Linked DNA regions of Mus musculus: region 2 is linked to region 1. A link is a loop called in an ENCODE intact Hi-C map of the cell type or tissue named here. Cell type or tissue: gastrocnemius. All regions are shown on one strand. Links, peaks and the distances in the headings refer to the core of each region. The heading gives the core; the rest is flanking DNA.

Evidence for each region. A loop is a pair of places that touch in the nucleus more often than their neighbours do. Peaks named below come from ENCODE experiments on the same cell type or tissue, not always from the same donor. Only the 100,000 strongest peaks of a DNase experiment are listed, where the experiment ranks them.
Region 2: it touches region 1 in a loop (3-fold over the local background); 15 of 42 quality-filtered maps call a loop at or near these places.

Annotation. Positions count from the first base shown.
Region 1 is chr8:124,047,397-124,057,555 of GRCm38, forward strand. Gm29897 (a long non-coding RNA gene) reads left to right here and starts at 2,066. Exons shown (of 4, transcript XR_388188.3): 1 at 2,066-3,214. It overlaps Urb2 (URB2 ribosome biogenesis 2 homolog (S. cerevisiae)), which reads left to right. Exons shown (of 10, transcript NM_001368414.1): 10 at 1-1,109. In gastrocnemius, for the core only: no CTCF peak of the experiment used is centred there; DNase peaks (open chromatin) are centred at 4,887 and 9,126.
Region 2 is chr8:124,362,249-124,372,407 of GRCm38, forward strand. It overlaps Pgbd5 (piggyBac transposable element derived 5), which reads right to left. Exons shown (of 7, transcript NM_171824.2): 6 at 9,604-9,709; 7 at 6,801-8,438. The coding sequence ends at 8,243. Among named protein-coding and RNA genes, the nearest start is that of Pgbd5, 67 kb to the right of the region's middle. In gastrocnemius, for the core only: a CTCF peak has its summit at 6,179 (motif pointing left); a DNase peak (open chromatin) is centred at 6,164.

The sequences.
Region 1 (10,159 bases), core at 1,206-9,205:
TTGTCAACAACCATGGAAAACACACACACACACACACACACACACACACACACACACAGTCTCACTGTATATCCTTGAATGGCCTAGAACTCACTATGTAGAACACCAGGCTGGCTTTGAACTCACAGAGATCCCTCTGCTTTCTGTATGCCGAGTCTAAATGTATCACCTTGCCCACCTTGGGGATTATATATTTTTATAGCTTTTTTTTTTAAATGCTAAATGTTCTTTGATATCCCACCCCTCCAGCAGGATAAAGATTGAACCAGGCCCTCACACACACTAATTGCACACTTCTGCGGCTCAGCCACACCTGCATGCCTCAGTGCACCTTTGAAAACTAAGTGTGGTATAAGAGACCTGGAAATCGGGACTGGGCTTGGTGGTGCACATCTTTAATCCCAGCATTCAGGAGGCAGAGGGAGGTGGATCTCTGTGAGTTTGAGGCCAGCAAAGCCACACACAGAAACCTTGTATCGAAAACAAACAAACAAATAAACTTGGAAATGGGTTCTGAGATGAATTTAATGGAAAATTCCTGACCATTATGACTGTACCTAATGTGGTCCTTTCTTTCCTCTCTTCTGGCTGTGAACTGCGTAGAATTGGGTCTATAATTGAATCCTGTGTGAGTAATTCTGCTCTTTAAGTTAAATCAAGTTGCACAGAGACACTTTCCAGCTGCTACACTGTGCCGTCCTGTTGGGAATTCTAGTGGTGCTGGGGAACAGCCAGGGCCCAGCAGGGTGGTGTGCACTTGTCTGGTAGGGAAGTCCTCTAGCACAGGAGACAGGACTCCTGCTTGTTCCCACTTCAGTTTGAGAAGCTGATTACAAATCTTTTCCTACTCAGTTCAAAAATAACGTTAACAGTTCTTACGACCTAAGCAATATATCATAGTGGTCTTGATTATTAAGCCTTTATTATCGCTTGGAAATGTCTTGTTTTAGAGTCTTTGCTGTATATATATAGATACATATGTGCATATATATATATATATATATAGTAAATTGATCAAAAATGTGTTTTAAGGTTTCTTAATGTTTTCTTTTGTAATGGCTGTCATTATCTTAAGAGTTAATAAAAAAATTTGGTATTTTTTAATGTCACATAGTATTCTGCTGGGTAGACATAGTTGCTTCATCAAATAAGTTCCCCTCATTGTCAGATAAAGGAATCTTACATACTTTTCCTTTTATAAATATTGCCTATGGCTAGATTATTTTCTAAGACACATTCTTCTTTTTTCTTTCTTTCTTTTTTTTTTTTTTGTTTTTTTGTTTTTTTGTTTTTTTTTTTTTGTTGTTGTTGTTGTTGTTTTCGAGACAGGGTTTCTCTGTGTAACCCTGGCTGTCCTGGAACTCACTCTGTAGACCAGGCTGGCCTCAAACTCAGAAATCCGCCTGCCTCTGCCTCTCAAGTGATGGGATTAAAGGCGTGCGCCACCACTGTCTGGCTACTAAGACACATTCTCTTGAGCTGTTTATTTATTTTAGAGTACTGTCTTGTATTTTGAGACAGGATCTTATTCTACAGCCCAGGCTGACCTTGAGCTCAGTCCTTCTGCCTCAGTCTCCTAACATTTTGGGTAATAGGTAAGTACTGCCAGTTACCCTGACTTGAAAGCCATATCAGTTTTAACAGACTTGTGCATGTTGCCAACTTACCCTCTCAAAAGTATACACATTGATTTTCTCCAAGTGAATCTGTCACCATCTGACTTGTTTTATTACAGATAGGAATCGTGGGTAGGTGTCTTAGTCAGGGTTTCTATTCCTGTACAAACACCCTGACCAAGAAGCAAGTTGGGGAGGAATGGGTTTATTCAGCTTACACTTCGACATTGCTGTTCATCACCAAAGGAAGTCAGGACTGCAACTCAAGCAGGTTAGGAAGCAGGAGCTGATGCAGAGGCCATGGAGGGATGTTACTTAGTGGCTTGCTTCCCCTGGCTTGCTCAGCTTGCTTTCTTATAGAATCCAAGACTGCCAGCCCAAGGATAAGGGGCCCTCCCCCCTTGATCACTGATTGAGAAAATGCCTTACAGCTGGATCTCATGGAGGCATTTCCTGTGATAACTCCAGCCTGTGTTAAGTTGACAAACAAAACCAGCTAGTACAGTAGGCAATTCTGGTGCTGGCAGTCACCAGCCCTTGAGTGCCCCATGGAACTAGACCCAGAAGTTTATGGCTTCAACCCTAGAGAGCTGGAGACTCTAGGTTTTATAACTCTTAGAATTCTGGATATTGGTATTGAAGTTGAAGGCTTAACTCTGTGGTGTGCTTTAAGCACTTGACAGCTGTTACAATCCTTCACATCCAATAGCCATGAGCAATAGCATTAGGAAGTAGTGATATCCAACACTTGTTAGCCTTGGCTCTCACAGTAACCAGTATTGGAGCTCTCAGACCTAGTATGTCTAAGGTGCTTGGCCTTAACTATGGTTCTTGGACCTTAAGACTCTTGGTGTTTAAGCCTTGGAAGCTTTTTGAAACAGTCGGTGTGTAGGGCCTGCAGTTCTTCCTTTTCAGCTCTGTGCTGACTTTGTCATCTCTGCACTCTTTACTTTCTAGGAGGCTTTAGCTACCCTTCATTGTTGCTGTTGCTTCTGTTATTGTGACCGTCTTTGCCATCACTGCTGCCCTGCCTCTGCTTGCATCTCCTACGTTACCAGCTCAGCCTGTTCTTTTACTAACAATACCAAAAGCCAGCAAAAAGAGATTGCTTGAGCTAGGTATGTTGGTACATGCCCGCAGTCCCAGTACTTGGGAAGTAGAAGCAGAAGGATCAGGAGTTCAAGGTCATTCGTTCTCAGTGGGTTTGAGGCCAGCGTGGACTACATGAGATCTTGTCTCAGAGAACACCACCAGAGCCTGCTTACAAGGGGCCCTCCGTTGGACCTCATGTTCATTGTTGTAACACTAGGGTGCAACACAGAAGGGTGTTTGGGGATGACTCAAAGTCACCTGAATAGCCTGCCCTGTTTGTTTAGCCAGAAAAAGTTGTGGCAGGTATATTTGTACCAGTCACAGGCCTTCTCTGGCTACTAGGAGAGGTGCTCACCAACTGACCTAACTGCTAAACCTCACCCAACCTCACTGGAAAAGTTCATTGCAGCGTTTGATGTAACAAACATAGTTCCTTCTGGAGCCAGAGTCGTGTGCAACAAGCAGGTGTGATTGCAGTGGAGCTACCTCAAGGAGTAGTCGATGAGGTAGGTGACTGCCATAAACAGGATTAGGTTGGCTGCTTGGTTCTCAAGCCAGCTGGGTACTAGGAAAGGGTCTAATAGCTGTCAGGGAATCAAAGCACTCTGGTTCCAGCATCTTAGCTTGTTTAAAGGAAACGTAAACACTGAAGAGGTGCTTACAATAAAGTCAGTGGTGCTCTAATACTTAACAGTGCTCCCCTCTTGGTCAAATACTCTGAGAAAGGTTAGATTAGTTTATTGGTCTCAAATCAGGCTCCACCATCACCATCATTATTTTGAGACAAAATCTCTTGTAGCTCAGGCTGGCCTTGAACTTGCAGTGTTGTTGAGGACGACCTGAGACTTTCTTCTACTTCCTGAGTTCAGAGATACTAACAGTCATGCACCACCACACTTGATTCATATGGTCCTGAGTTTGAACACGGGCTCTACATGACAGGCAGTGGAGCTACATTCACAACAATATTTAAGAGTTTTTTGTTTCTGTTTTTAATAGTGTTATAGGATATTTGAAAAAGATTTACTTTTTTCTACTTTATGAAGTGTTTTGCCTGTATATATGTGTGTATACCTTGTATATGACTGGTCCCCAAGGAGGCCAGAAGAGGACACTGGAGCCTCTAGAACTGGAGTGACAGATGGCTATAAGCAGCCGTGTAAGGGCTATGAGCAGAACCCAGATCTTATGGATGAATAGCTAGTACTTTTAACTGCTGAGCTATCTCTACAGTCCCACAACATTAATTTTTATTGATTCTTTGATAAGGGAGCCATATCATTTTCTTTTTAATTTGTTTAATTGCTCAAAGTGTATTTTTTACATCACCTATTTAAGTTTATTCTGTAAAATTTGTTTACATAATAGTTTGTTTCTTATTTAGACTATTCTTTCTCACTGACTGTAGAATTCATTTCGTAAAGTCTTCTCATACCCTCGTTTCATTCAGTCAGAATGTAGACTTTTGAAAATGATTTTAAGGATAACCCATAAGAAATTTCTCTCCCATAAAAAATTTTGTTTTTGTTAACGTCTGATGTAGTCCAGGATTGTCTTGCTCTCCCTTGTGAAGTGTACACTGGCCTTGAATTTACACGATGCTCCTGTACAGTATCCCTAGTACTGGCTTAACAGGGAGCCCCACAATATACCGGACCTCACCATATCACACATTTAGTTTTCAAAACTACCTTTTCGAGTTACTCTAGGTGGAACAGATGTGAACTAGATATTTTAGATAGGAAAAGTGTGTTTTATACCTTAAACCTGATTTTATTCCTTGCTCTGGCTAATTCAGAAGGAAACAGCTTTGCGTGACTAGCTTGTCTCTTTTTCCCTTGCTTAGGCCTTCAGAACTGGGCAGCTAGAACTGGCTTTTAGTGGGAAAGTACCCTTTTGCTTCTTGCTATGTACTGACAGATTTCATTTTACTTAAGTTGCTTCAGGGGATGCGGAGATGTGCAGGGAGCATTATCAGTCTTTCAAGGCCTCCTGTTATTGACGATGGAACTGAGGCTATAATCTCTGGCCTGCTCTGCCCCACAACCTGATAGAGCAGTGTCTGATTTGTATTCTGTTGCAGGTTCATCAGATGACACAGGACAAGCCAAGCGATGATCTGCTCCTGGTTAATCAGTTGTAGGCACAGCAGTTCCTCAGGTGTCCTGATGGTGGTGCTGTGGTGCTGCTCAAGGACCTCTGTGGCCAGAGAACTTGCCCTTAGATTGAGGGGATTGAGGTCTTGAGCCTCCTCAACTGTGCTGTGCCGGAAGGGCAGCCCAGACAGGCTTCCATTCTAGAAGTGGTTATTCGTGCCTCAGCCACTTGGCTGACCCTAAACCTTTCCCTGCATGTGCTTTGATGTGCTTTGCTGATTCAGAGGGCAGAAGAGCATCTACCAGTGACACCTGTGGAGAGACTCAAACTAGGGTGGTCTGCCAGAGAGTCACAACACAGAGACCGAGGCAGAGGGACTGATGCTGGGGTAGTAACTCTGTAGACATGCTTTAGCTCAAACCCCAAGCCATTCAACAAGCACACACTATCCCTGCAAAAGCGAGGTGTGAGGATTCAGTTCTGGGGCAATGTTTACTTTCTAGCACAGCCATTGATAATGAGTGACAAAAGCAAGGCTGGGAGGGGAAACCTGCCTGTGTGGCAGGAGCTGACCCACAGAGTGCAGGTCGTTGACATACAAGAACTGGTGGAAATCACTTGTCCTGTTGTGGACATGTGGTGGGCGTTAGGTGTGAGGGGATCTGGGGCTGAAAGGCTCCACATGGGGATCCCTGCTCTTTCTTTGAAGGCACTGCTGGGGCCGTCAAGAATGGAGAGGGGGACACCAAAGGGGACATAGTCATTTGCTGCTCTCAGCTACTCCTCGTGCGCCACAGTAAATGATCTCTAGGGCCTGTCCTCTGCAGCTTTCTCTCCTCAGTTCCTCACAGACCCTGTCCTTTCCCGTTCACGTTCTCAGGGGCGCTTTCGAGGCAGGCCTCAGGGATTACTCTGATTTATTTCTGGTGTGCTTGTACCCTCTGAGCTCACTCTCTTTATTTGAGGCAGAATCTCATGCAGCTAGAGCTGACTTTGATTTGCTGCGGAGCCAGTGCTGACCTTGAACTCCTGATCCTCCTTCCTCAGCTGCTGAGATGCCAGGCTTGCACCAGGAGTGCCCAGCTCGCCGCTCCCACTTTTGTTTTAAAAAGCCCCTGTCCAGAGGCAGCTTTATCACTTCGTAATCCTCCATTCTCTTGAGCATCTTCTGAATGCTAATCCTCTGTTTTATATTTCACCTTCCCTTCCCGTACAGATATGTGGTAGGCACTGTGTAGTTTAAACGTTAATTCCCATCATTCTAGGATCTGCCATCTCCACTCTTCTAACTTCTAACGTCAGGCCTCAGCTCCCTGCCAGTGATTTCACCCATCCCCAGCCTCCTTTTTTGTTTCCTATGGGCATGCTGTTTACCTCGGGGTCTATCCTGGGACCCTGATGACACCCTGGACCTGAATCCCAAGATTGCCATCAAGCACTAATGGAGACCTTGTATTTGAGGTCCCTCCACTTCACATGCTCCCAGTTATCTTTTGGCTCACCCTTCCTCCCTCAGTTTCTCATGTGTTCCTTACTGCCATGTCCTCTGGCCCTCATTAGCACCCCCAGTCCAGCACCTTCTGTTGTTACTTTATTGAGATCCGAGTCCCCTAATGTCCTTTCATTCTCTCCCTCCAGGGGCCAGATCAGTTGTTTGTGGGTAGTGGTGAGCTTCCGTGATGGATTTTCTCCAAATCCCGCTTTCCTCTGCACTGGTCCAGCTGTCTCGGGAAAAGCCGCTCATCTGAGGAAGAGTCACCCACGAGGCAGCATAGCTTTTAGTTTATGGTTTTATGGTGAAGTTACGGTTGATTGTAGCATAAATGCTAAGAGAAGGCAAGAAGTGTAAAATGCTCTGTAGTGAATACAGCTGGTAAGAATGAGGAAAGGTTTAAAGGAGGACCCAGGGGCTGTTCCTCACTCCACCCCCTAGTCTCTCTGGATGTGAAAGCATGGGTGTCTGGGGTAAAAAGCTCTCAGCTGTAAAGCCATGGGAGGACAAGGTCCTAGCAAGGACCCCTGGCTTGGAGCACCTTGAGGGCATGGAGCACACAGGTGAGAAAGCTGACCTGGCATTGCAGCGTGTACCTGCTCTGCCTTCATGTCCTCATGGAGGAGGTGACCATTTTCAAGACTGAGTGAGTGTGTGGTGTCATAGGGCGCCCATTCCATCTGGGGCTTTGCTTCTCTGACTCCCCAGGCAGTTTGCCGTGGCCTGCAGTTAGCCGTGTCCCTTAGTCTAGCCCTGGCCCGTTTCTCATCTCACTTTCCCTTCTATTTCCAGACACCGAGTTCTGTGGTTCTAAGCCAGCCTGCCCAGCTGATTGTCCTTCCCGCATTCCGTCAGTTCTCTTGTTTTCACTGAGAACCCTGGATGGAAGTGCCCACTCTGCTGTGTGCACGATCTCAGGGCCCCAGCCTTGTAGAGGGAACTCAGTTTTCCTCTCTGGCCTCCTCATATAGGACCTCCCTGCGTTTCTGCTTGTTTCTAAGGTCCCTGAAGCACAAACTTTCTCCTCTCCTCACCCCTAAGGCTTCTCTTCCACTCCATTAGGTCACTAGCCACCTTTGGGCAAGTTCCTCTCAAGCTTTGGGTTTCTGCCCCTTGAACCAACTGTCATATCTTGAGCTGACAGCCTTATGGCATGCAGGTCCTCCGTGATATATCCTCCACAGTATTGTCTTACTCTTTCTTAGTCTAGCCTCCTCTTCTTGCCCCTGGTCCTCCATGCCAGTGACCATTTGTATCTGTAGGGGCTCTTTCCCTCTTAAAAGCAAAATGACTCTGGGCATGGTAGAGCCCACCTGCCATCCCAGCATTGAGAGACAGGCCGGAAGATGTGCAGTTCCAGGGCTGCCCAGTCTGCTCAGCAAGACGCTATCCTGTTCCCCAAACAGCAACAAAACTCAAGCAAACAAAAGAATCCTAAACCAAAGCAGAGTCTACCTGGGAGAACTGTAGTCTGGCCACTGCCGCCTCGGCCGTCCTACCCGTCCTCCCTACCCAAGATGGCCCCTGACTCTTGTGTTGCCTCATACAGTTTAATATGGCTTTGGAATCAGTGTTGTCTTGGGACAGTGGCAGGAGAAGGAGCAGCTGTGGAGCTTAGTAAGATCCAGACAGTACCAAGAACATGTGCTAAGCTGCCAGGCATCAAGAGAGTGAAGGTAGGTGAGAACTCAAGCTGGCTTGTAGCTGAGGATGACCTTGAACCTCAGCCTCAGCCCCGGACCCTCTCGTGTTTTAGTAAATGCTGCCCTAAACATTACACAAGAATGTGACAAATGGAGGAATAGAACACGGGACATCAGAAAGAACTAATCAGATAAAATCAGAACTTGGAACATTCTTCGAAACTTCAAATACCATGTCACGAAAGAAAGAAAAAAATTGGTACATACAGTTGTTTCAGACTGGGATATGTATAACCAGCAATCGTTCTGAAACCAGACTGGATTCCAGAAGAGAAGCAATCAGCCCCCTTTCTCTCCACCAACCATCACTAAACCAAAAGCCATAAGACAAACCCCGAGAGCCATCACTGTTGAAAGACAAGCAAGAACCAGGAAGTAAAGGGTGTCACGTGGTCTGAGAGCACCATGCAGGTAGCTTAAGGTTATTACCAGATAAAGTCCATGTATAAATATGTCCAAGTTTTGGTTGCAGAGTGGGATAGTGCTGTTCAGAGATGTGGCCTTCACTGCAGGTGGCTGGACTTGTTCCATCTTATCCCATGAGCAGAAGTGAGGCACAGGGCTCTTGCCTCGATTGGGGGCTGGGTTCTGTGGGTGTCTGTGGACCCTGAGGTTCTTCTCCAAAGTCAGAAGTTAATAGTGGAACAGTGACGAGGTCCCAGAAAGTGTGCTGCTCTAACCAGTGCCCTTGTGGTCTTCCTTCCTGTGTCACATACCTGGTGCCTCGGTTACTGTTCTGTTGCTGTGAAGAGATACAATGACCAAGGCGACTTATGAAAGAAAGCATTTAGTTGAGGGCTTGCTGAAAGTTTCAGAGGGTTAGTCCATGATCATCATGGCAGGGAGTGTGGCAGGTGGGCAGGCATGGCACTGGGACAGTAGCTAGGAGCTTATATCCTGATCAGCAGGCAGAAGAAGACTGAGCCTAGCACACCTCCTCCATCAAGGCTATACTTCCTAAACAGTGCACCAAGTGGGGACCAAGAATTCAGACTTGAGCCTCTGGGAGCCATTCTCATTCAAACCACTACACCCGAGTTCTGTCCCTACCTCTAGGCAATGAGAGCTGTGCCTTGGCATGGCAGAGGAAAGCCTTTCAGGCTCCTGATGTGGCATCTCAGTCCCCGCTGCGTCTGAGAGGCTGCTGCCAGTGGCAGGTGTTTGCTCTTTATGTGCCATCTTTTTCCAAATGGCTTGTGTTCTCGTAGCTCTCAAATCACTGTTGCTCTATCTTACTTTAGAAACACCTGAAAATCAACTGGTAGAAATGGGGTTTGTGCCAGTTCTGGCTTTCCCCCATCCAAATTGCACATTTACTGAGAATAGCTATCCCTCTCATTTCCATGGAACATGAGATTATCAACTACAATCAAGGGTGCTGTACACCTTTTGTATTTTCAATGTAGTTCTGATTTGGCGGTTTCTGGTAAAGTTTAATTTTGTTTTCATTGTGCTGAACTGGCAAGGGCTCTGTCCATTTTCCCCTTCCTTGGCAAGCAGATGTCAGAAATACTGGTAAGGAAATGTGACTCAGAACGGCTGTGCTCATTGGCCCTCACGGTTTCTATGTTTCTTAGTGACTTCCGCAGCACTCCCTACATAAAGACACAGCTGTACAATAACTGTGCCTGCCACCCTCGTGGCCTTAGCCCAGTATGTTTTCAGGCTATGAGGAAACTTTGCCTTCTGCACAGACAAGGCCATCTTGAGGATGGCGAAGACCAGAGGACATATCCTGAGTTCTGGGCTTGAGGGCTGCACCTTCTAGGACAGCCATGGACTATACAGTGCCCCAAACATTTTGGAAACCCCTCCCTCTCCTGGCTGTTAGGTGGGGCCATGTGGATCTGACAGGTGAGTATTCTGAGCTGGAGCATAACCGGAACTTTCAGCCTTTGCTTCTGTCTGAGAGAGGCAGGATGCAGGTGTGGGACGGCTCAACTACCTGGTGGCCTCAAACCATCTGCACCTGCTGTGCCCAGGTGCATGGGAAGTGAGGCCAGCACGGAGAGTCAGCTTGCTGCTGTGCAGGCTTCCCCTGCGCCCAGGTTTCTAAGGAAGTGTGGGCTCTCTGCCATGCTGCAGGGTAAAGCACATCCCAGGGCTGAAGTCTGGAGTCAGCTGCTGACACCTGGGCCAGCTGCTGACACCTGGGTCCC
Region 2 (10,159 bases), core at 2,160-10,159, 320 kb after region 1:
ACTTTCACATGCGCTTCCAAGATGTAGCCATTTTAGTGCTACAAGGTCGAGGCTGGGGAAACCCTTAAGTGTCCTTTAGCTGTATGAACTGACTGTCACAGAGGTGGAACCCAGGGTAAGGCTGTACCACTGAGTCTCCCCTGCAGCCCCACAGGCACTGCTCTGAGTTTTTTCCCTACTAACCCGTCAGCTTAGGGGCCTCCGGAGCCTGCTGTTTGTTTTCTGCAAGGCCAGCAGAGAGCGTTACATATACAGCACGGACACGGGGGTGGGGGTGGTGGGAGCCTGGGCTAAGGAGGGGGCATATGTGTAAGAGAGCATTTGCCCTGATACCCAAAAGTATCCATGTGGGCTCTGGAGAAACAGCTAAGGCCCCTCAGAGGTACCAACCTGCAACAAAGCTTTCCTACGCAGACAGCCTCTGCCCTCTTGCTCAGTCGTACCCTCCTTCATTTGAATTTCAGGCTCTCCCCACCCTGACCTCAAAGCAGGCTTTCTTCCCTCTACATCAGAAAACTTCATGACTACTTTGAGTTTTGCTCAAGAGGAAATGGAGCAAGTCTTCCTTGCCTCCTGCGGGCCCCAGTTGCCTACTCTTCGCTATTTACAGCTCAAGGGCCCAAGAGCCCAATGCCGGCTGAGAGCAATTGAGCAGAGAGAGGCCTGTGGTGACCTTCCCACGGCCCTTTCTCAGGTATAGCAAGTGGGAAGAGCTCTCTTCCTCCCCGGGAAGACAATTAGTTCCTTGAGATCCACTTCGCAAGATCTCTTGACCCAGGAGTTCTGGCAGGAGCTCCTGCTCTCGTTCCCTTAGGAAACATCTCCTGCCAGCCACCTCCACCCAGCCGTAGGAAGTCAGTGACCGACTGAAGCCCGCTCCCTGATTCTCCTTGTTCGCAATGGCGGTGGGGCTGACGGGGTTCGACCATGCTAGTTGTTGGGGTGTCCCCTTGCTCAGAAGGAGCCCTTACCAGATTATCACGGCATTCTACAAGTCTTCGATTTGTAGTCAGATGTACACCCTTAAGTAGGCGTCTCCAAACTGAACAGGAGAAGCCAGGAAATGTGATGGGGGTGCTGGGAGTCATCTAGGGGGTCACTGAACTCCTTCTCTGGGCTGGACAAAGAACTGAACATCCAGGAGACACCATGGAAAAAAGAAAAGTAACGGCTTCGCTCCTTCGGGCTGGAGAAACCCCGTGGGAGTCCGCTCCGGCCTGGGTATTTTATAAATCCCCAAGTCTTCCTCTCGCCCCTATTGGTCCTGTTTAGATACCCACCCCCCACGCCTTCTCGCAATGACTTCTGGGAACAAGAAGCCGCCCTCTCAGAGAGCCTCATTTTCCTTTTCTTGTCTACGTATGTCCCTCTAACTCTCCTTCAACCAGAGGAATCCCGGGGAAGGAGAGCAAAGGTGGAGATAGAAAGAAGGTGCTGCAGAGATGCGGACAGGACCGGAGAGGGAAGAGATCAAGAACGGGAGCTGGAGACAGTCACCGTTTGTTTAAAAGTTATCATCAGCATATACAGAGAGCGGTGAAGGTAAACTCTGCACTTACTGGGAGCTTAAAAATCACTGAAATTAAAAAAAAAAAAAAAAAAAAAAAGGTTTAGAAACATCTTTGGCCAGCAGGAAACCTACAAGCATTGTTATAATGTATTGCAAAAATATTTTAAAGGTGGAGCTCGAGAAATGGCTCAGAAGTTAAGAACCCTCACAGCTCTTGCAGAGGACCAGTGTTCAGTTCCCAGCACCCACAGTGAGTTGCTCAAAACTACTTGTAATTCTAGCACCAGGGGATCCGTTGTCTTCTTCTGGCCCCTCTGTGTTTTGGCACACAATAGAAAAACAAGTGTGCGTGCATGCATACACACACACACATGCACACTGAAAATTATTAAAATAAATATTTTAATGTCCTATTTTATGAAAGATGTGCTGCTCAGAATCATTTTTAGTTTATGAGCAAGAGGCATGAGTTATTTCCCTGTATGTATGTATGTATGTATGTATGTTTGTATGTGTCTATGTGTGTATGTATATATGTGTGTATGTATGTATGTATGTATGTGTCTATGTGTGTATGTATGTATGTGCCTATGTGTGTATGTATGTATTTATGTATGTGTCTATGTGTGTATGTATGTATGTGGCTATGTGTATATGTATGTATGTATGTATGTGTGTGTGTGTGTGTATGTATCTGCACCCTGCATGCATGTATATTTCCCAGCATGTATGCCTGATGCCAGCAGAGGTTTAATGCAGATTATTGGATTTATTGGATCTCGAGTTACAAATGATTGGTTGTGAGCCACCTTATGGGTGCTAGGTACTAGGGCCAGATCCTATACAAGAGCAACAACTGCTCTTAACCATGAAGCCATCTGTGATAGTTTGTATATACTTGGCCCAGGGAGTGGCACTGTTAGGAGGTGTGGCCTTGCTGGAGTAGGTGTGTCACTGGGTGTGGGCTTTAAGACCCTCATCCTAGCTGCCTGGAAACCAGTCTTCTCCTAGCAGCCTTCAGATGAAGATGTAGAACTCTTAGCTCCTCCTCCACATGCCTGCCTGGACACTGCCATGCTCCCACCTTGATGATAATGGACTGAACCTCTGGTCCTGTAAGCCAGTCCCAATTAAATGTTCTTATAAGAGTTGCGTTGGTCATGATGTCTGTTCATAGCAGTAAAACCCTAACTAAGACACCATCTCTCCAGTCCTCAAAATACTTTTGTTCTCTTGCAATAAAATATAAAACCAGAACCCTGGAAAATGAAATCATCCTCTTCACGAGCCATTGTTAATAGCAACAGTTCCTGTTCACTGTGGCCTTCTAGGATGTTCACCAAGGCCCAGCTGTACCCCTCTCATTTATTTGAACTTCAGTCAAGAAGGACTTCCCTGGGTTGACTTAGTAATTAGGATTTCTCTTGGAAAAGGTATTATGCAAATCCCCAGGTGTCTAGATCACAGGTGATTGGCCAAGTCACTCAAGAGCCCTGACACTGGGCAAGGGGCTCCCTTTCAAATCTCCTTTGCTCACACATCATCTTTGGGTCTGTGCACTTGTGACTGTGGTACCTGTGGGGACAAAGGGTGCAAGGGCCAACAGGGCAGAGGTCATGGGAACTGCTAGCATCCAGAACAGTCTATGATTAGAAGGAGATGGGAAGTGAAGTCCCATCGTGACTACTCCCCAAGAATGGGCAGGAACCTCCACCCCAAGGAGAAGGCTCAGAAGACAGTGCTCTCGGGTCCAGGCTGTGTTCAAGGTGTTAGTTCATACACCCCTTAAGGAAGGAGAGCATGGCTCAGGATAGGCTGCCTAAGTCACCGTTTGTGAGCTAGGTATTCCTATGAGCCCAGAGCCAGGGCTTGACTTCCTGGACATATCTTTTCCTTGGGGTACCCAAGCCCAGGCCTACAGATGGATTTAAAATCACCTTCTACTCACTGGATGCCAATGTTCCTTAAAAGCAACTTGCAGGGCCAGTTGCCTCTGGCAAGTTGTCCCCAGTCTCTGACTTCATGCTAGATACTTCCCCAATGCTGAAGGCTGCCTCCCAGTAACAACCAAGCATCAGACTCCATCCAGCCCTGGGGCCACTCAAATCTGACACCATTTCAAAGATGATCAAGAAACCCAGAGGCCAACATACTGATCCTCCAGGGTCAGTGCTGACCACGTTTCAGCCCCAGATCTGTCACCCTTCCCTTTCCACTTGGCTTCAGTGTGGCTCTCCCATCCTGGTGATATGGGAACCCCTTGGTGGTCATTGGCTCTGGTTGTAGGTGAGGCCAAGACTGGAAACCTGGTTTGACTGTTAGGATCCCAGAGAACCTTGCCTGCCTGTTTAGGTGGACAGTGTCCTCCTACGGATTCAGATTTTGCTTGGCTCTGTGGCATCAGAGCAAAATGACCATAAAAAATATATAAATTAAAATAACCTCAAGTAGAAATCCTGCCACAGCCCTCAACCCCAGATCCTTACCTTATACCTAAAAATGCATCCAACTGAATCCATCCATCCATTGCAAAGCTCAAGGAGCCTCCAGGTGATCTTTAAAAATATTTATGTGCATGTGTGTGCATATGCAGGTGTGTGTGCATATGCATGTGTGTGTGCATATGCAGGTGTGTGTGCATGCACTTTTTGAGTGCAGGTTTCTGCAGAGTTCAGAATGTGCGTGTAGGATTCCTGGAGTTGGAGTTATAGGTTCTTATGAACTACCTAGTGTGGGTGCTGGGAACTGAATTTGGGTCCTCTGTAAGAGCAGCAAATTTTTTTTTTTTTAAGATTTATTTTTTTTTAAAGATTTATTTATTTATTATATGTAAGTACACTGTAGTTGTCTTCAGACACACCAGAAGAGGGCATCAGATCTCATTACAGGTGGTTGTGAGCCACCATGTGGTTGCTGGGATTTGAACTTCGGACCTTCGGAAGAGCAGTCGGGTGCTCTTACCCACTGAGCCATCTCACCAGCCCCGCAGCAAATGTTCTTAACTGCTAAGCCACCTCTCTAGACCCAGATGTCTATCGGTCTGTCTGTCTGTCTGTCTCTCTCTCTGCAACATTAGAAGGAAACTTACAGTAAAACAAAACAAAAAACCCTAAATTTTCTCTGCCTTATTAATCGTTTTGTTTTGTTTTTTGTTTTTTTAACCTGTGTGTTTATACTTAGCTTTTGTGTACACATTGGGTAGGAAGAGAGGGCCTTGCCCAGGGCCTGTCAACTACCTGTTTGTGTTAACCCATTGCAGGCAGGCCACACACAAACAGAACATGACCTGTACTCTTAATGAGCCCAGAGGAAGTGGGATCTATCCCACCTGCATCACAGGAAGTGCCCATGGTGCTGCCCACCCGCCCTTGTGGTAATGGCCGCATACACACTCCTGCACCCACACAGTCAGGTGCTGAACCTGGCTTCTGGGAAGCCGCCACCCATGGCCTGGCTGTAGATGAGAGATCTGAACCCTTCGGGCCTTGGGTCGGGGTAGTGTCCATCTGGACGCCTGCATACAGATTATTCCATCTTGGTGGTTGGCCTCCCTGGCTAGCAGCCAAGGAGTTTCTGCCTAGGATGACCCACCTAAGTATTCAAAGATGACCCAATGACCATAGAAGACAATGTCCCAGTTTGAGGCTCTTGTCGGGCAAATACTGAACCTGGAAAGGAAAGTGGCAAATACATAACTTTTTACAATCTGAGCTGAGTTCACACTACAACCTCAGAGCCTGAGCTGCTTCGAGCCTCGAGAGCCAGGTGCCTTGAAGAAATGGGAGGGTCTGGAACACATGGGTCTTTCACTTCTGTGCCTGCTAACAAAGAACATGCTTAAATGGAGAGAGGCCTCACTGACCGTGGGATGCGGACATGCCACCGGCCCCATGTATTCTTCCAGGCCTGCGGAGGTGGTGGCTTATGGGGTATGCAGGAAGGATTTGGGTCTTGTGCATCTTCAGTGTCCTCTCCAAGGCTGAGATTTGAAGACATTTTCCTCTGTCTATGGCACTCCTGGGAGGTGGCAGAACCTTTAGGAAGGGTGTCTAGTGGAACAGGGTATGCCCTTGAAGAGGGATCCTGGGCCTGGGCTCTATCCTTCCTCCCTCCCCTCTTTCCTGCCTGTCATGACGTCAACATCTTTGTTATACCATGTCCTCTTGTCAAGAAATTCTGCCTTAACCCAAAGCAGAAAGAGCCAATGCTAGTACAATGTGCAGAGTGAACTAAATAAACACTGTCCTCCAATCTAGGGGACCAGCCTTTGTCTTGGTGACAGGAAGCTGACATAAGGGCCTCTCTCCCTGGTCACTGGGGTTATCTGATTCCTGAAAAGCCAGTGTCTGCTTGAAGACCAAGAGAAGCTGTGAGTCCTGACATCTTACCAATGCTGTGGAGGCAAGGTCTAGGTCTGGAAGGCTTTCTAAACCCATACCACATGCCATTCTGACCTTCATGAAAAAAGAAAAGCTCTTCAACTTACAGATGCCTCACAGGCTGCAGTGCCCCTCCCGCCACTGCCTAGCTACCATTCCCCCCCACCCCACCCCCACACCGCTATTTACAGAACAGGTGGCAAGAGAGCCACCAACAGCACCTCTAACCTAGGAAGGCTCCAGCAGTCGACAGTCTGTAGAACATCGCCACCTGCTGGTCTCAGGTGCACACTACAGTCTGTGGGAGACTCAACAGTTCCTATCCACCCTTCAGCAGGGAATATATTTCTGAACCCCAAGACCCTCCGTGGGTGCTAGAATTACACGCTATGTTTCTTCCTTTACGTACACTCTTGGGATAAAGTTTAATTAGTCACAGAAAGAAGTTAACGATAAAATACAACAACTGTAGCAATGTGCTGTAATAAAAACTTACAACTTATGGATTCTTTGTTTCTGTAATTTTCCATTTAGTATTTTTTGGATCACAGTTGACCTCAGGTAACCAAGACTAAAAATAATGGGGGGGGGCCTGAACAACTACACTCAGAACTGCTACTAACATTCACCCACGTGTGTATATGTGTGTGTATATATATATATATATATATATATATATATATATATATATACATATATATATATATATATGAATACATACATATATATGTATATATATGTATATAAAATATATTCACACATCAAATCCTAACTGGTTTCTTTTTATAAACTGTTCAATGTTTCAAGATTCTAAGAACAGTTCAGCTCATACGTTCCTGGTCACCCATGGGAAAGCAAGTTCAAGGGGAACAGCTCTCTAACTCTTTGAAACAAAATCACATACTAACAGCCGACATCTAAATAGACTTTTATTTTTTATTTTTCTTGTTTGGACAGAAAAGAAAAAGTCATTGGCCTTCATTAGGCTCCCTAAGCGTTGGAAACACCTGAACTCAGGAAGAGTGGGCCTTGTAGAAAAGCATCACAAATTGAAAATATATTTCTCCGTGTGGTGAAAGTGCTTTTGATCCCATTAAGGGTACAGCAAAGGTTATCTTAAACACAAACTGAAGTTGGGCCTGTGATCTGTGGCATTGCGGGTCCCACCGCAGGCGAGGGTGCTTGTGGAGAGAGTGGACACAGATGTGACAAGGTGTGGAGAGCATTCTGCTGCCAGCCACGCCTCGGCTCACTGAAAGGATGAGGAAGTGCCCCAAAGCCCCTGCCGAGGACAGTCTGCATCTGGGGACATTAGGTGCCATTAGATCAGGAGGAAGGGCTGCAAGGTGTGGAAAAATCCTTGTATCCCATCTGTGGGGACAGTGGGCCCACCTTGAGGCTCAGGCTCCATGGAGAGATGTCAACCTCTGGTGGGAAGGACCTGGGCCTATGGGAGATCCCACAGGGTCAGTCCCCAGCCAGGGCCTCCTAATCCTGCTGTGACTTTCTAGGGGACCCCATTCTCACAGACAGAGGGAGGTGAAGGATTTTGTTTTCATGATGCTATAGAGTTCTCAAGACAGGTAATTCTGCCAACAGTGACAAGGTGACAGAGTATTCAGTCTGCAGGCTCCCCAGGCCTTGGTAGCCATAGCTAGCTACATCTGTCCTGGAAGCCAGCGGCCCTTCCTAACCTGCCACAGGCCAGAAACAGAACTGTGATCATGCAGGGAGCTGTGAAGGTATGTGGTGTCAGAGAGTGGGGAGTGGGGGGCACATCTGTTCACAGTAGACCTTAAGCAACAGTAGGGAATTAACCTGAAGATACATTGAAAACAAAACAAAACAAAACAACCAACCAAAACAAAAAAAAAAAACAAAAACCCGGCATTGTTCTCCCCTCCTCGCCCTGCTCGCTGCAGTCCCGTGGAGGACAGAACAGGAGCACCCTGTTTACAGTCAGCAAGCTGCAGCCGCCCCTGCCCCCCCTGGCTCTGAGTTTTAATGGCACCACACTGCATCTCTTCTTCCAAGGGAGCCATCTAAGCTGATCTCATGGGAGAGTGCTAGGAACCCATGCCCCGGATGCTGTGGGGTGGCACCGAGGGGTCCATTTTGTAAGCTTGCCTGGTCTGAACTTGAGCCCGTCATGATCTTTCACACTCTGGAAAGCGGAGCACGGTCCACTGGTCCTACTGCTGGTACCTTCCGAGGTCACCTGTATCAGGCTCTGGGGAGCCACCCTTTGTGGGGGGTGATGTGGAAAGCAGACTTCTGACCACACATGAGCCCTCCAGCCAGCAGGCAGGTGACAGGCTCCTTCCTTGTCCCTGACACCCCTGGGCCAGCAGTCTCAGTGGGCTGGCGATGAGTCCTCCAAGCCCAGCAACTCCCTGACAAGTCTCTCTCCGAACTGTGCCCGGCTGTACTTCTTCACGTGGTAGGCGTCTGACATTTTGTACAGGATGTAGGCGTTGTTGACGGCGATGCTGATGGCGAACCAGAACACTTGCTGCCACGTCTTGTTTGGCTTGTGAGAGATGAAATACCTGGGAAGAGGAGGAGGCACGGCGCTGTGTAGCTGTTCCCTGAGGTTTACGCGCCCCCCTCATTAGGACTTAGCAAGTGAATAAAACCCACAAGACTGAGGGAACTCTTTAATATGTCACTAGTGTCCAGTGGAGGAGAGCAGGTGTTTGTCCACATCTCCTCAGAAAAGTCTCACAATGGGCATGCTGGTTATAGCTCTCAGGGGAGAGAAGCCTAGAGGCTGAGTGTCAGGCCAGTGCATCTGAAGAACTCCCTTCTGGTGATGCACTGGGAACCAGCTGTGGGCGGGGCTCAGGGGCGGGGCTATGACAGGCCCTGCCCCATCCTCCAGCATCTGCCTTCTCAGGGCCCTTCTCTCAGCCCATCCACATCTAAATGCTTAATCCCTCAGTTCCAGGCCTCGTGATGTGTTCTCTCTCTCTTCTCAAATGTGCTCCTGTTAGCCATTTGTCTTCCCTCAGGGAAGACTCAGGACCCTGGGGCTGACCCTGAGGATACTACGCCCAGAGCCTTGATTCTCTTATCCTGTTTACTGCCTCTACATCTTGGCTACATCATATATGAAGACCACCGGGGAGTCCAGCTCTGGATGGACAAAGCCTAGAAGATAAAGGCTGAACTATGTGCCAAGATGCCCACCAATGGGGTATGAGCAGTGGCGGGTACCTCAGGTGGGGCTGGAGGCCTGGGATGTGAGTGGAGTGCAGGGATTTCTAGAGGAGATGGGTGTGTAGGCCACCTGTGGGCAGGACGAGGGCCCGAGACTACCTCATGGGTCCTCATGCCCCATATTTATGTTCTTCACTATGTCTGGGCTAACACAACCCTCCCTACACACCACTGCGATAGTGTTATAGTGTGTTGTCATGTTACCCCATGCACACTGGCCGGCCGCCCATGCACCCAGCAGCCGCCCAAACAACGGATGCCACTCGCAGGCACACTGGCCACCCAGGCACCCACTGGCTGCCCACACATCTGACATCACCTGAATGCACATCAGTCTCCCAAACACCAGATGCCACTCACACGTACACCATCCACCCACGCCCCCCCCAGCTGCCCACGCCCCCCAGCTGCCCATGCCCCCCCAGCTGCCCACGACCCCCCAGCTGCCCACGCACCCCCAGCTGCCCATGCCCCCCCAGCCGCCCACACACTCACTTGCTGTACTTATCGTCATATCTGCAGATGTAGCTGAGGTGAGCCGCAAAGGCCTCCACGGCCAGAGGGCAGGGGATTTCCCCACTCCTCCTCTTGATGATGACGCCTGTGGGGGAGACAGGAGCTCAGTCCCCATCCAGGCTGCCCAGTTCCTGGGCGTGGGGCATGGTGGGACACTGGACCAGCACCGTCCATCACGTGCTTCAGCAGAGCGGTGGGTGTGAGGAGGCATCGGAGGCAGACAAGTGCACAGTTATCTGCTACCTAGACTTGGTGGCTTCGTGAGCACAGGGACAATGACACAGTCACAGGCACATGCAGATGCTCCCGGGACAGGCCTGAGGAGAAGTGAGGGGAAGAAGGCTTCTCTTTCCCCTCTATATTGGATGACTTGGTCAGGGGCTGGGGGAGGGTGGGAATAGCGGCAGTGTCTCTGGGCTGTTCACAGCGTGGGTGGGATCATGTCTCAGAGGAACAAGGAGGCCAGCCCTTCCACCCCAGGCCCAACACGCTCACACCTCTCAGGGGCTGCTCCATGACCCCTTAGTTGCTCATC